2 separate regions of the Homo sapiens genome follow, and region 2 is linked to region 1. The links are chromatin contacts, found by Hi-C or POLR2A ChIA-PET in ENCODE. All regions are on one chromosome and are shown on one strand. Each heading gives the region's core, a stretch centred on a gene start or an enhancer-like site at or near the end of the contact. The rest is flanking DNA. Distances are from core to core; before and after follow the strand shown. Region 1 holds the start of PRKAG1 (protein kinase AMP-activated non-catalytic subunit gamma 1). Region 2 has its middle 15 kb from the start of MIR3198-2.

Region 1 (6,916 bases), core at 3,180-5,679:
TGTACACTATACTGCCTAATGAAACACTAGGTCCTAAAAGCTAAGACTAAAGATCTGAGCTTAGGGCTAACCCCTACAAGATTCTCACAGATCTACTTTATTAAAACATGGAAGCCAGAGAGACAGCATTGTCTTCCCCAAACACAGACACTCACTAGGCATAGTTGTAGGCACTAGAACCACAGACACTGGTTCCACCATTGTCTAGCTCCATGGCAGAGAGAGAGCCACAACTGGGGAGGATCCCAGTAGCTGACTGTCAGCCAGTCAAAACCTGAATGACTGAGAGGTGGATAAGGAACACGAATGTACTGAAACTGGGAACTTGAGTCCACTCAGCACCCTTGTGAGTCAAAGGCTGCTATAGCCAGGGGATGCTGGTTTTCCAAGTTTCCCTTCCCAAGATAGTCTGAGATTAGAGAGTGCTTTGACTAGACAAAACTTAGAACCATTTCTGTGCTCCCTCAAGTGGGAACATTTGGAAATGCCATTGTTATTTAGGAACCCAGAAGGGATCACAACAATTTTCATCTGCTAGCATCAACAGTCTTGGCTCCATTTTCTCTGGGTGATATCTCCAAAATAAAACCATACTTCATCCCCATAGCTTCTGTAGTAACATGACATTAAAAACTTCAACCTGGGAGGTTGGCTGACAAACTTCCTAAACCAGGGAAGTTTAAGACAGCCCTAAACTTTTCTCCCTTAATGGGCTAGGGGAGAGTGCAGGGAGTAAGGGGGATAATCTCCCTCTTCCCACTGGACTGCATAAGACTGTCAGCTTGGCCTGCCATTTTGGCAAGACTATCAGAACAACAGCCTCATCACTTATAAGTGGGAGAGAGGGCTGTGATAAAGATAGACACATGATATATCAGAGTCTCACAAAGATCTACACAAAGGCACAAAAACAGCTACTTCTGTAGAATTTACCCATCATATGATATATACTGTACTGTGCTACAGTTATTTTGTTCATTATCTATCCAAACAGATTATAAATTCCTGGAAACCTAGAACTATCTTATACTTTGTATCTCCCATACCACCAAGCACAGGGTTTTGCATATAATTCACAGTTGTTTTGTTTTTTAATTCTCAAAGAATGATGCACACTGATATGAACAGATATGCCCAAGACTAAGTTACAGAGGGAGGAAAGAAACATAGAGCTAACTAGAGATACAGATACCAACATAAGAGAGTCAAACACAACTGCATATGTGACTTTTTTTTTGGGCGGGTGGGCAGAGTCTCGCTGTGTCTCCCAGGCTGGAGTGCAGTGATGCGATCTTGGCTCACTGTAATCTCCGCCTCCGGGGTTCAAGCGATTCTCCTGCCTCAGCCTCCCAAGTAGCTGGGACTACAGATGCCTGCCACCACGCCCAGCTAAGTTTTTTTTTGTATTTTTAGTAGAGACGGGGTTTCACTATGTTGGCCAGGCTGGTCTTAAACTCCTGACCTCGTGATCCACCCGCCTCGGCCTCCCAAAGTGCTGGGATTACAGGTATGCGCCACCGAGCCTGGCCGTGACTTTTAACTTTCTGCCTGTTTCACCATATCAGAGGGGGGATTATGTAATTACATCTACTCCTTTCTACCTTTTTTTTTTTTTTTGAGACAGGGTGTCACTCTGTCATTCAGGCTGGAGTGCAGCGGCATGATCACAGATCACTGCATCTTCAACTTCCCCAGCTTCTCCGACTTCTGCCTCCCGGGCTGCTGGGACTACAGGAACATACCACCAGGCCCAGCTACTTTTTGTATTTTTTTGTAGAGATGGGGTCTCGCTATGTTGACCAGGCTAGTCTTGAGCTCCTGGGCTCAAGCGATCCGGCCACCTTGGCCTCCCAAAATTCTGGGATTACAGGCAAGAGCCACTGCTCCTGGCCTCCTTTCTACTTTTAATAACATAAGGGACCTGAGAAAGTACCACTGTACCACGCAAGTACAAAATATTACAGAGACACAGTCTACATCTGACAAATAGACTCGCAATTTCTTCCAAACTTCTGATCTACATTTCCAATTATTTGTTTGACAACCATAGATGTCACAGAGACTCCTCAAATGCTTGAATACGAAACAAAACATTTGTCCCTCCAATCCTATTATTCTCGCTGTGGTTCCCATCTTGTTTTTTTGTTTTGCACAGCTGTCTTCTTAACACTTATCAGCTAAGCTGGTATGTTAGAAATGTCTCAGATCCATCTCTCTCATTGCCAATATCACAGCCTTAATTTAGGCTTTTACCTCTCACCTCTGCAACGTTGTTTAAACTGGGGTCCTTGGCCCAAATCTATCTGTTCTTCAATTTATCTTTCATGCTTTCACCAAGTTTGTTCACCAAAGCATCTCAGATTTGGAAGGGACTTTCATCCCCATTAACAAGAAACTTTACTTTTCGAAGTAGCTCAGTCCATGTACAGAAAGCTGCTATGAACATTCCTAAAGGACATTCACTGACTTGCTCATAAATCTTCCATGGGTCCCCTATTACAAAACAAAGTTCAAATTTAGCATGGTGTGTAATACCTTCAACCTGATCTTAGCCTGCTTTTCCAGTCTTTTCTCCCACTGTGACCAAAATCCAAAGCCAGCAACATCATGCCGCTGGCTCACCCCCAGTTCTCTACATACCCCAATTTCAGTGCCCTTGCTCACACTGTTCTCTCAATTTGCAGTGCCCTCTCCTAGGTCCAAAGTAATTTTTCTCTCAGCTATTCTGTCACAGTCCTCTGTTTTCATATTGATGACAGCATTTATTATAGTCTACCTTTAAATAACAGCTGTTGCTGGCTTGCCCTCACCATCACTCCAGTTAGGCTGAACATTTTCAAAGCAGGAGTTTTCTTTCTTTTCTTTTTTTTTGGAGACAGGATCTCACTGTGTCACTCAGACTGGAGTGCAGTGGCATGATCTCAGCTCACTCCAGCCTCCACCTCTTTGGATCAAGCGATCCTCCCACCTGAGCCTCCCGAGTAGCTGGGACTACAGGCACACACCACCACCACCACGCCTGGGTAATTTTTGTATTTTTGTTTCTGTCGAGACAGGCTTTCATCATGTTGCCCAGGCTGATGCTGAACTCCTGAGCTCAAGCAATCCACTTGCCTTGGCCTCCCAAAGTACTGGCATTACAGGCGTGAGCCACCACACCTGGCTGAGTTTTCTTTTTCCTCTTTTTAACTTCTACCCCAGAGCCTAATCCAGTACATAAAGTGTAAAGGCTAAATTAGAAAATCTATATAAAAATGCTTTGTAAACCATAATACATTTACAAGTAAGTAGAATATGACATGTCATTTTAAATTTAATGGAATTAGACTCCTTATTTTTGTTTAAGATTATCCTGATTAGTCAGAATTGGCTCCCTTGCCTGGGAGACCAACTGCGAATCATTTTAGTACTTTGGTCGGTTTTCTTTTTGAAAACCTGAAAGAAACAACCTCTCTGTGAGCAGAGAAACGGTGTGGCAAAGAATTACTCTGGGCATGTAATCCAAAGCAAAGTGAACCTGCAGTCCTTTCGTAACTACAGTAGCAGATGATAAAAACCAAGATGGAAAGAGTTACTCTGCCTGAAAGAAGACACATGGTTAAAAACTGTGGAGAGGGAAGTGTATGGGAGGGGTTACAGAGCGCTAGAAAAAGACTCCTGAGAGTGAGGGTGGGTGCAAACATGTAGCAGGCAACCCGCAGCATCTGTGGGAGGGTGACAGGGCCCTGCCACAATTGGTCAATGCCTGCTCGCCAAGAATGAGCTATGCCAAAACCCCTGCTTAGAGTCGCAGAGCGGGCCATGACCTAAAATTGTCCAGGGACACATCGGCCTCTAACACTGCAAGATTTCCTCTTTCAAGCAAACCTCAATTCTCGGTCTTATTAAGGGAATGTGACTTCACTGGACGCAGTATAAAGATCTTCAGATGTCCTCCTGCCGGGGATTGCAGGGATCACAGAAAGACCATCGAGGTCCAGGAGCTACCTGCAAGCGGAGATCCCTCTGGACGCCCCGTGCCTCACCCAGCAAAGCCGGCTCACAACCCTGCGCTCTCAAACCTCTAAAAGGGCTTGAGGTGCCAATAGGAAAGGAGGCCCGAGATTGCCACGGCATACGTGGGCCCCAAGGAGGGAGCCAGGAGTCACTGCCTGCTTGGGCTAAGGGTACCGCGTACGGAAAGGCGGCGGGGACGCGGCCCAGTTCCAGGAGATGCGCCCAACGAAGAAGCGGAGGAACAGGGTCACGGGATAGGGCAGACACCCGGCTGCTTTTTGTTTGCTAGACACCAGCGCCAGCCCCTGCCCGGCCCTCCCGGTCTCCTAAGGGTTGGGGGGGTGTCTTAGGCTCCACAGCGCCCCCGACCGCCCTCCTGCACTCCTCACCGTCTCCATTGCAAGAGGCGCCCGGCTTGGTTTCCTCGCTTTAGGAAACTCTCTTGGGGCAGGCCCCGCCCCACATCCGGTGCGGCGACGCCACTTCCGCCCACGTCATGGCAGTCGCCAGACTGGGGCGGAAGGCAAGGAACCCACCCTTCCGGCGGTGGCGGGCCTCGGTAACCGCCCTCCCCCGGGTCCTCGCGGACCGCACGGATCCGGCTGACGGCGAGGGTCATGGGACGGAGCCGCTTGTATTTAAAATGTTCTTTTTTTATTTGTCGTTTAAAAACAAACTTGGAAGAAGCAAAATCCAAAACTTGCCCTTTGCCTCTCGCAACATAAATATGTACAGTTCAGAATGATCGCTGATACAAAACATGCCAAGGACAGGGGCGCTGAGGGTGGAGGGAGAGAGGGCGCTTTAAAAAAGGGAACCATTTCATCCGTTGTTACGAAGGACCAACCTTGCTGTACAGGATACACACAACACAAAATAAAGTCTTCACGGGATTCACACTTGTCAGCGATTTATTTTTTAAAAAGGGGGAGGGTCCTGGAGGTGAGGGGAGAAGACTGTAAAGGGGAAAACTGAAAACTGAGTATGTGCGAGTGTAAACCAACCCAAAATACAAACACGGGGGCGGGGGGTGGGGTGGGGGATTCTGATGCAATTATACAGGCAGGGTACTTAAAAAAAAAACCAACCAAAATTCCAACCTTGTAGCTTGGGTCTGAGTTATAGTTTATATAAAAATTAAAAACTGTATAAGGTTTCTTCACTAAATTCTACAGGACTATCGGATACCTAGCATATGCTTACAAAGTCTGCCCCATCCCCTTTTCCCAATCCCAGGGCCCAAGCCCCAAACACAGCCTGACTCACGGGAGCCAATCTCCCCCTCCCTGTAGCCTAGACCTTCTGCTCTCGGAAAAGGAACATCCAAGGGCTGTGGCTTTGAGGGCAGCAGCCCAGTCTTCCTACTGTCTGATTTAATTACAGCGGTTCCTGTGGGAGTGGGGGCTGTTATTCTCTTAAACATTTGCAGCTTGAAACAGTTGAGGAAGCAGCTTTAAAAAAAAAAAATCTCCCTACCCCCAACAATCCACAACCCCCCAAATTCAAAACAAAACAAAAACAAACCTAAAATCACAACAGCGACCAAGCTCCCCCTCCAGCAGGCCCGCCCGTCCACCACCACCAAGCCCACCCCTACACTCCAGACATCTGATTCTTGAAAATATTAATTACAAAATGCCCTTTGCCCACAGCCCCTAGAAGAGAACTGCATATAAGCTTCATCTTCATCCCCACGGTTCCCTACCAGAGAGGGGTTTGGGGCCTCACCCACCCCTTACCTACTCCCACCCCCAGGAAGAGGTTCAACTGCAGCACAAGCTTGGGCAGAAAGGGGAAGGAAAGGGAGGCAAGGAACCCATCACCCTCTGGCTCCCCCTGGGGTCAGCTCTCTTTTGTGCGTTATAACATAGTCCAACTATACAACAGGGGGTGGGAATTGCCCAGCCTCTATACCCCCATCTTACAGCAGTCACAGCCAGGGGGTGGGGAGTGGGGTGGGGGGTGAGGAAAAGGGCGGTAGGTCGGGTAATGGAGGGGGCCCCCCCACAAGGGGAGCTCCATGTGTCCGCCCCACACCCCCCTACCATTTATAAACTGGTTTTGTAAAAAGAAAATAGATATATTTATATAGAATATATAAAGCACAAAAATTAGTAGTTTTACATTTGCTCTCCCCGGGGGGTGGGGGGAGAGGGGAGGGTTCTCACCTCCAGCCGGCTCCCCCATGCCCCACAAGACTATGTACAATCCCATGTATAAATAGATAAATACCCCCCACCCTCCCCGCGCTGACACTAAGCTCCCCCACCCCCACATCACCACCCCTTCCCACCAGACCAGCAGCAGTTTGGTGACTGAGGGAAAGTGGGAGCTCCGGGCCACACCCTGCCTCACTAGGTATGGGCATGCCACTCAGGGATAGCCCTCACCCTACCCCCCACCCAACCCGTCCAGGGGCTGGAGGGCAAACAGGCTCATGATGAGGTTGGGAAAACAGGAGGGAGATATCCTGGTCCTAGGTTTAGCTCCCTCCTGCCCCCATGTCCAGATGGAGAAGGAAGTCCTAGAGCAACTAGGGGCCAGTCATCCCCAATCTTCATCATCATTTGCCTCAACCACCATCCCATGCCCATAATTAAAAACAAAGATGGATTTTTTGTTGTTGTTTTTCTTCCTCCTCCTACCCCCCTTCCACCCACTCAGAAGAGGGCAGTGAGGTGGGGGAGAGGGTTGGGGCAGTAGGGGGCTTGGAGAGGGTCTCACATTTCAAAACAGCAAAAAATCCAACACTTAAATGAGGTAGGTGTGGGTGCGGGGTCTCCTTGCCCGGCTTGCCCAGCTTGCCCTCCTAGGCAGCTGGGCGCCTCTTTCCCGTTCATGTTGCATTTGTCAGAGTGGAAAACAAGGAAACACAACCCATAGAGAGACAGAAACACAGAGGAAAAGAGGGAAACAGAGA
Region 2 (7,129 bases), core at 3,136-5,635, 5.2 Mb after region 1:
ATTCTCCATCCTGAGACCCTCCCAAGGTAGGAAAGGGCCCGAGGGCTTTCTGAGAATGCAGACCGGAAAGAATGAAACAAAAATGACCAGGTAACCTCAAGCCCAGGAAAAGAGCTGACCAGGGAGGCCAGGGACATTGGGATAGGGGAGCATAACAGGGAGCTTGAGGGGGTGCATCTGAGCACCCAGGTTTGGGGAATTCTTAGATGTATTCTCTCCAGCAAATGATTGATGACACCATTTTCAACAAATGATCTTTATCTCGCCTCTTGTCTCCCAAATTTATGATTTTGCCCCCAAGCCCCAGGCTAGACAAGCAAGGACTAGGTAAATTCTGGGGTGGGGAGGCTGACTTGGAGTAGGGCCCAAGAATCAGTGGGGAATCTTTGGGACTCTGCAGAGGGGAGAAGTCTCCCCTACCATCAGTTTCTGAGCTCTTAAGAAATAAACCTCTGAATCAGACTTCAATTTAGGTCCCCAGAACCCAGAGGCTCTGGAGTACCTGCCCCCTAGCAGGGAAGGGAGCAAATAGCAAGGAGAAAGAAAGGATGACTGATCTCCTAGGAAGTGAGGAGGGAAGCAGAGGCTCACCCCAGGAGTGAGGGAATGAGAAAACTGGCTTGTCTAGTCAGTTTGTGAACAGGCAGAGGCATCTCTGCCATGTTCTAGGCCCGGGGCAGACATGAGACACGACTTCTCCCAATCTGGGGCTGAGGCACCAGTGGGTCCTTGGCCAAGCAGCTCTAGATTGGATTCCCAGTATGTACTAGGATGGATAAGAATCAGACTCGGACCTAGTGATGCTCAAGTTCTAGTGGAGCTGGGGGGAACCGATTTGTGAATAGATAATGCCCCAGGATAAATGCCATAAAAAGGAGGCGAGTACAAAGTCCATGGGGGCACAGAAACATGCTTCCTGGGGGTGTTAGAGAAAAGAATGCCCAGCAAGGGGATATTTGAACTAGGCCTTGAGGAATGAGTAGAAATTTACCAAATAGAGATCAAAATCCAGGATGTGATTAGCTGGGCACAGTGGAGCACGTATGTAGTCCCAGCTGCTAGGAAGGCTGAGGCAGGAGGATGGCTTGAGACCCAGAGGCTGAGGCTGCAAGTGAGCTGAGATCGCACCACTGCACTCCAGCCTGAGTGACAGATCAAGACCCTGTCAAAAAAAGAAACAAAGAAAGAGCAGGATGTGTTTGGAGAATTTCGAGTAGGCAAAGAAGTGATCTGATGAGATCAGAGGCTTAGATTTGGCCAAACATAAAAGATGGAGATGGGCTAAGAAGGAGTCTGGACCTTTTCTCCTAGGCAATGGGGATCTACTGGAGATTAAAGTAAAAGAGTGACCTACACTGATTTGTGTTTTTTGTTATTGCTTTCGTTTTGTTTTGTTTCAGACAGAGTCTGGCTCTGTCACCCAGGCTGGAGTGCAATGGTGCCATCTCGGCTCACTGCAACCTCTGCCTCTCGGGTTCAAGCGATTCTCCTGCCTCAGCCTCCCGAGTAGCTGGGATTACAGGGGCACGCCACCACACCAGGCTAATTTTTGTATTTTTAATAGAGACGGGGTTTTGCCATGTTGACAGGCTGGTCTCGTACTCCTGACCTCAAGTGATCCACCCACTTCGGCCTCCCAGAGTGCTGGGATTACAGGCGTGAACCACCGCGCCCGGCCAATTTGTGTTTTAGAAAGATAATTTTGGTAAGTGGAGAGGAGAGACAGTAGGCAGGGGGTCCAATGAGAAGGCTGGAACATGCCCAAGCTAAGACATCCTGAAGGACTGACAGGCTGGGACCAGGCAGTGGCCAGGCAGCTGGGAGCAGGCAGGTTGAATTTTAAACCTCCATAATCTGGATATAAAGATACCCTAAGCGTGACGCTGCTGGGGATTCTTCTCATCACCCTCCCCGGTCGAGCGTGAGTGTGGAGCTGGGCAGGCAACCTGGTACTTGGATTCACCTTTTGAAGGATGGAGAGGAGCTCCCTTCTCCACAAGGAGTTGAAGGGTGGAGGAGTTAGAGCCAGGCCTGGCTGGGAGTTCTGGCGTCCAGGATGCAGGAGGCTTCAGCAGAAGAGGCGTGGCCAACAGCCCCTGAATTAGCAGAACCCCGCCCATTTTGTGGGCACTGAAGACAGGCAGCGCGATAGTGTCCTTGTTGGCCAGCAGAGGGCGCAATAGGAGGCGGGCCGCACCCGAAGATGGCTATAGCGCTGTGCCCGAGCCAGCCTGGGCGCCCTCTGCCGGGCAGCCCCGACTCGGGGCTCCCACAGCGGGGTCTTCGGTCCCGTGTTTCTGCGCCAGGGTCCAGGCCCACTGGCCTGTACCCAGAATCCTCCAGGGAACTGGGATCCCGCCCTGGAGAATCGGATCCTGGGTCTAGGATAGCCAGTTCTGGGGACCACCCCTCGCATTCTTGGGTTCCCTCTCTGGCATCTGACAGCTAGCTCTCCCTAGCTGGCCCCCCCGCCTACCATCTCCAGCTTTTGCTTGATTGCCTCCAAAGACGCGGACCTAGCCCCTCCAAGAGATTCAACCTGTGTGAATGTGGGTGTACCCACCCCTGTGCACACGGGTGTCTGCATGGCTTGGACTCCCACAGCCTGCATTTGCATAAAACAAAATGCTTTCCCTTTGGTTATTTCAGGCACATAGTCCTTTAAATAGCGTAAGAAGGCCAGGCACGGTGGCTCACGCCTGTAATCCCACCATTTTGGGAGCCCGGTGCGGGTAGATTACCTGAGGTCAGGAGTTTGAGACCAGCCTGGCCAACATGGTGAAACCCCTGTCTCTACTAAAAATAAAAAAATTGGCTGCGCGTGGTGGCACGCACCTGTAATCCCAGTTACTTGGGAGGCTGAGGCAGGAGGATCGCTTGAACCTGGGAGGCAGAGGTTGCAGTGAGCCGAGACCGTGCCATTGCACTCCAGCCTGGACGACAAGAGCAAAACTCTGTCTCAAAAAAAAAAAAAAAAAAAAAAAGCCTAAGAAGTGAGCAAGACAGAAGTACCCATTTCACGGATCAGGACATGGGGCTTCAAACCGAGGTCACACAGCTAGGACAGTGCATGATTTAAAGCCAGGCCTCCACCCAAAACTTTATTTGGTGTCCCTACTATGTGCTAATCAAGGTGTGGTTCCTGCTCACCCAGGTCACCCAGAGAAACAAAGTAGAAGAGCCATAGGATTTCTGACCAGGCTGGCGAGAACAGGGCAAGCTTCCCAGAGGAGCCTTTTCTAGGGTTGCAGGGAGGACATTTCAGGAGCGGCCCTGAATGCGCCAAAGCTAGGGGATGGGACTGGCGAGTTGCCACGGGAGCCCACGTGAGGGTCTTCGAGGAGGTCTGCGCCACCCGGGTGCAACCCGAGGCTACGGTTCATCCAAACACACCTCGCCCCATCCGGCTGGGGAAGGACTTCCTGCAAGCCCTGAGTGGGGGTGTGTGGCGGGACCACCCAGGTGTCCATCCAGGTGGGCAGTGAGCGTGAGAGCACCTGGTCAGGAACCTCCCACCTCTCGGGCCCTGCAGCCGCTTCCGTGGGGGAAGGGCAGCCGACTTCACCTAAGCTTCCACCTACTGCATCTAACCCTTAACTGTATCTCCCGCCCCCACCACCCCTGACGGGTTCCCATTATAAGAGGGTTTCAGATAACTCACCTCCCACCCCGGGAACGACGTCATCACCCCTTCACCCTCTGCCACCACGTCTGACTCCAACGGGGAAGTCCTTCCTGGTGTCTGACCACCCTTCCTCCTGCTGCAGCTTCAGCTAAACCTAACAACTTCTGACCTCACAGGAGAAAGGGGCTGCCTTAACTTTCCTTCTCTGAGCTAAACAATCCAAATCTCCAGCCCCTTTTCCACGCTCACATCCCATTTTCCCGTTCTAACAAAGCTTTCCTTTAGGGGCCTGGATCTTCCGTTTTTCCCGCCTTCCGACGTCAGATCAATCCATGACAGCTTTCTGATTGGCTAACCCCTCCCTTCTAATTGCCCCTGTCACTTCAGAACCTCCCCTGCTGTATCAATATGTAAGTCCCACAGATGGCCTCAGTTTCCCTGGTAGGGAGTTGAGCCGCCTCTTGGCACCCTCTTGCTTTGGGAGGAGGGGTGTCCTGCTCAACTCACCCGAGTCATCTCTTCCCTGCCCAAGCTTCTGAACAGGACACTGCCACATTGTCATTCATCTGAAAAGCATTTATTGAGCGCCTACTATATGTCTGGCCCGAATTCTTGTCTCAGCTCACAGCCCTCCGGTTGCTCCATAGGCTTAGGGGAAGGAGCAGGAGATCTTGAAATGCCAATCTCCAGTCTGGAGCGTGGGGTAAGAGAACTGAAGTCGTCTGCGACTGAGTGAAGCCACCGAGGAGGGGCGGGGAGGTGGGACGCCTGCAGGTCTCGGCGCTCGGAAACCGCGGAGAGGAAGCATCGCTAGGCGCCCCACCCTCACAGCGCTCAAACCTGACGCCGGATTTCCCATTCTTAGCGCAAGGAAGACCCCTTGTGGCCATTGTGGGAAGAGTCAGCAAGGGAAAAAAAAAAAAGCGGGAAAAAAAACAAGCCAGAGCCGGGAGATGACAGCCTCAGCCCAGACTCCCTTCCAGTTCTTGCCTAGCGTGGGGACTTATTCTTTGGTCGTTGGGTGGGGGAGAGGGGGCGGGAGTTGATGCCCAGGCCCCACTCCCACACCCTCAGAACCCAACATTTGGGACTTTGGGAATAATCTTCTCACTAAACCACCCGGAAAAATAAAACAGAAACAATAGCAAATGTGACTATGGTTAGACTTCTGTAGGGACTTCTCAAGAAGCGGATGGGAGGCAGAAGGACGGGTCACAATAAAGGGATGAAAGAAATCAGGTCTTCCGGACGACCCCCTCCCTGGCTATGGGGAGGGGTAATTCTGGGAGACCCGGGCGGGTGTGGGATCATCTACCCACCCTGCGGCTCCTTCCCGCTCGCAGTGAAGGAAGGACGCTCAGACCAACAGGGGCTCAGGTATTCTGGGTGTCAGGACCCTTCCTCCTGCACGCATCTTACGCAGGGTGGGGCTGAGGGCGTGAGGGCACAAGTCATTGAGGACATGGAGGGAACCCACGCTCGTCCCGATAGATTGTCACGGTCCTGAGGCGGGACGGTCAGGACAGGGAAGATGTATTTCTTCCCCCTGCATCCCCTCCCGCACCGCGTCTGAACTCCTCTGGGAGCGCAAGAACAGTAACAATGCTGCGCCCCTTCCCCCACCCTTTGACTCCGCTCGCAACCTAGCCCGGGCCGGGCAGCGCGAATTTGCATACATTTGCATACCCAGCTGCGCACAGCTGCATTCGGCTTTGGGCCATAAATTCGTGGCTGGCGGCTCTGGGCGAGCAGGCCCCACGCGGGGCAGGCGTTCTCCCTGCGCGCCTCCGCCGCGGCTGTTCACGTCCCGGGTACTGGCGCGTTCTCACGCCTCCCTGAGTAACCGCTGGATCAGTCCTGCCCGGACCCGGCTCCCCTGGCTCGAGCCACCTTCTGGGCATGTCTGTCTCGCACTGGCGCAGGCCAAGCCTGCAATCTCAGATTCTGGTTCCTCCATTTCTCTTGGACTCGACTTGGTCAATGTCTCCTGAATGCGCTCATCTTTACCTGACGCCTTGGACCAGGGGCTTCTGGTGGGATTTTCCTGCTAGGACTGGTGCATAGCCTCTTAGGTGGTAGTCCTGCCTCTGGGGTTACCTTGCTAAAAAATTGGTCTAATGGAGGTCAACAGCTAAAAACTCTGGACTCCCAGGCTTGCAGAATAAAGCTTATATTGTTCACCCTTGCCAAAGAAAGCCCCTGACGTTCTGTCAGCATCCCCCTTCTCTAGCCTTATCTTCTGCATCATGGCCAGACTCAGGCACACAACAGCCAGCGCTTCGGTTACACAAAACTGCTCTGAGGGTCCCTAAGCTCCTCATGAGCTCTCTCACTCTGCCTGGACTTACCTGCACCTTGCTTCCACCTGGACTGCTCTTCTGCCCTCTTGTCTGTTTGACAGACACATTCTTTGAAAATCATTGCACAGACGTTCTTTCCTTTGGAAAGACCTCTGAGATTCCTCTCACCCCTGGCAATTGATAATGACATCTATTAGCACTTACTGCAAAAACATTTGGTCAGTTGCACTTACCAAATTGTGAGCTCTCACTTAAGACAGAGAATATGTCTGTTCTTTGCTGTATCCCACTTCTGGGCACAAAGTCTGAAGACCAGGAGATACTCAAATACTGAATAAATGAGTGAGGCCTTGACTATTTCAGGCACACATAGATACCCAGGGCTCTGGTGGTCCCAAGCAGCCTTTACATGACATCCCATGGAAGAGCCCCTCCTCTTGGTACTTTTTGGGTCCTTACGCATCTTGGCCCAAGATTGTGAGGGGTGAGAAACCAGGGGGATTATGAGTGGAGAGCTGATGCCGTGAAAAAGCACTGGACTCCGAGCCAAGAAGCTGAGGTTCAAACTCTGGCACCGCATGATCTTGGAGAAGTAACTGCCTCCTTCGAAGGCTGTTTCCTCACCTTAAAATGGGAATAATAGTGACTACTTAATAGGGACTTTGTAATGATGGAGCGAGAATAGTACATAAAATGCTTACTACATGTCTTAAGAGTCCAGACAGGTGACATGAGGTTCCATCTCACTCCCTTGCCCCCGAGAAGGAGAGCACCTCCACTAACAATCCAGGCCAAGAGGCTTAAGGAATTTTACCAGTATGCATTCTGCAAGAAAGTATGAGACAGCGGCCGGGTGCGGTGGCTCACGCCTGTAATCCCAGCACTTTGAGAGGCCGAGGCGGCGGATCATGTGGTCAGGAGATCGAGACCATCCTGGCTAACATGGTGAAACCCCGTCTCTACTAAAAATACAAAAAAAAAAAAAAAAAAAAAATTAGCCGGGCATGGTGGTGGGCGCCTGTAGTCCCAGCTACTCGGGAGGCTGAGGCAGGAGAATGGCGTGAACCCGGGAGGCGGAGCTTGCAGTGAGCCAAGATCGTGCCACTGCACTCCAGCCTGGGTGACAGAGCGAGACAAAGAAACGAAACGAAACGAAAAGAAAAGAAAAGAAAAGAGAAGACCGGGCGCGGTGGCTCAAGCCTGG

What was found. Hi-C counts contacts between places; a loop is a spot of excess contacts on that map. ChIA-PET counts read pairs that join two places held with the same protein, here RNA polymerase II (POLR2A).
Region 2: a map with no recorded cell type shows a loop between it and region 1 (7-fold over the local background). The contact joins the enhancer-like site here to the promoter of PRKAG1 in region 1. A Hi-C loop is called at or near these places in 1 of 37 single-sample maps with no recorded cell type. POLR2A ChIA-PET finds 5 or more read pairs at or near these places in 1 of 52 experiments (activated CD8-positive, alpha-beta memory T cell).

The regions. Positions count from the first base shown.
Region 1 is chr12:49,014,347-49,021,262 of GRCh38, forward strand. It overlaps PRKAG1 (protein kinase AMP-activated non-catalytic subunit gamma 1), which reads right to left and starts at 4,430. Exons shown (of 12, transcript NM_002733.5): 1 at 4,386-4,430. The coding sequence starts at 4,394. KMT2D (lysine methyltransferase 2D) reads right to left here. Exons shown (of 55, transcript NM_003482.4): 55 at 4,632-6,916. DDN-AS1 (DDN and PRKAG1 antisense RNA 1) reads left to right here. Exons shown (of 2, transcript NR_147179.1): 2 at 3,890-4,894. RefSeq lists a silencer at 260-554 and enhancers at 3,471-4,061, 4,634-4,833.
Region 2 is chr12:54,212,711-54,219,839 of GRCh38, forward strand. No RefSeq gene overlaps it. Among named protein-coding and RNA genes, the nearest start is that of MIR3198-2, 15 kb to the right of the region's middle. RefSeq lists silencers at 3,290-3,475, 5,277-5,326. Within about 2 kb of position 4,386, at least 8 of the 41 ENCODE cell types and tissues checked have a DNase peak (open chromatin) inside an H3K27ac peak, as active enhancers do.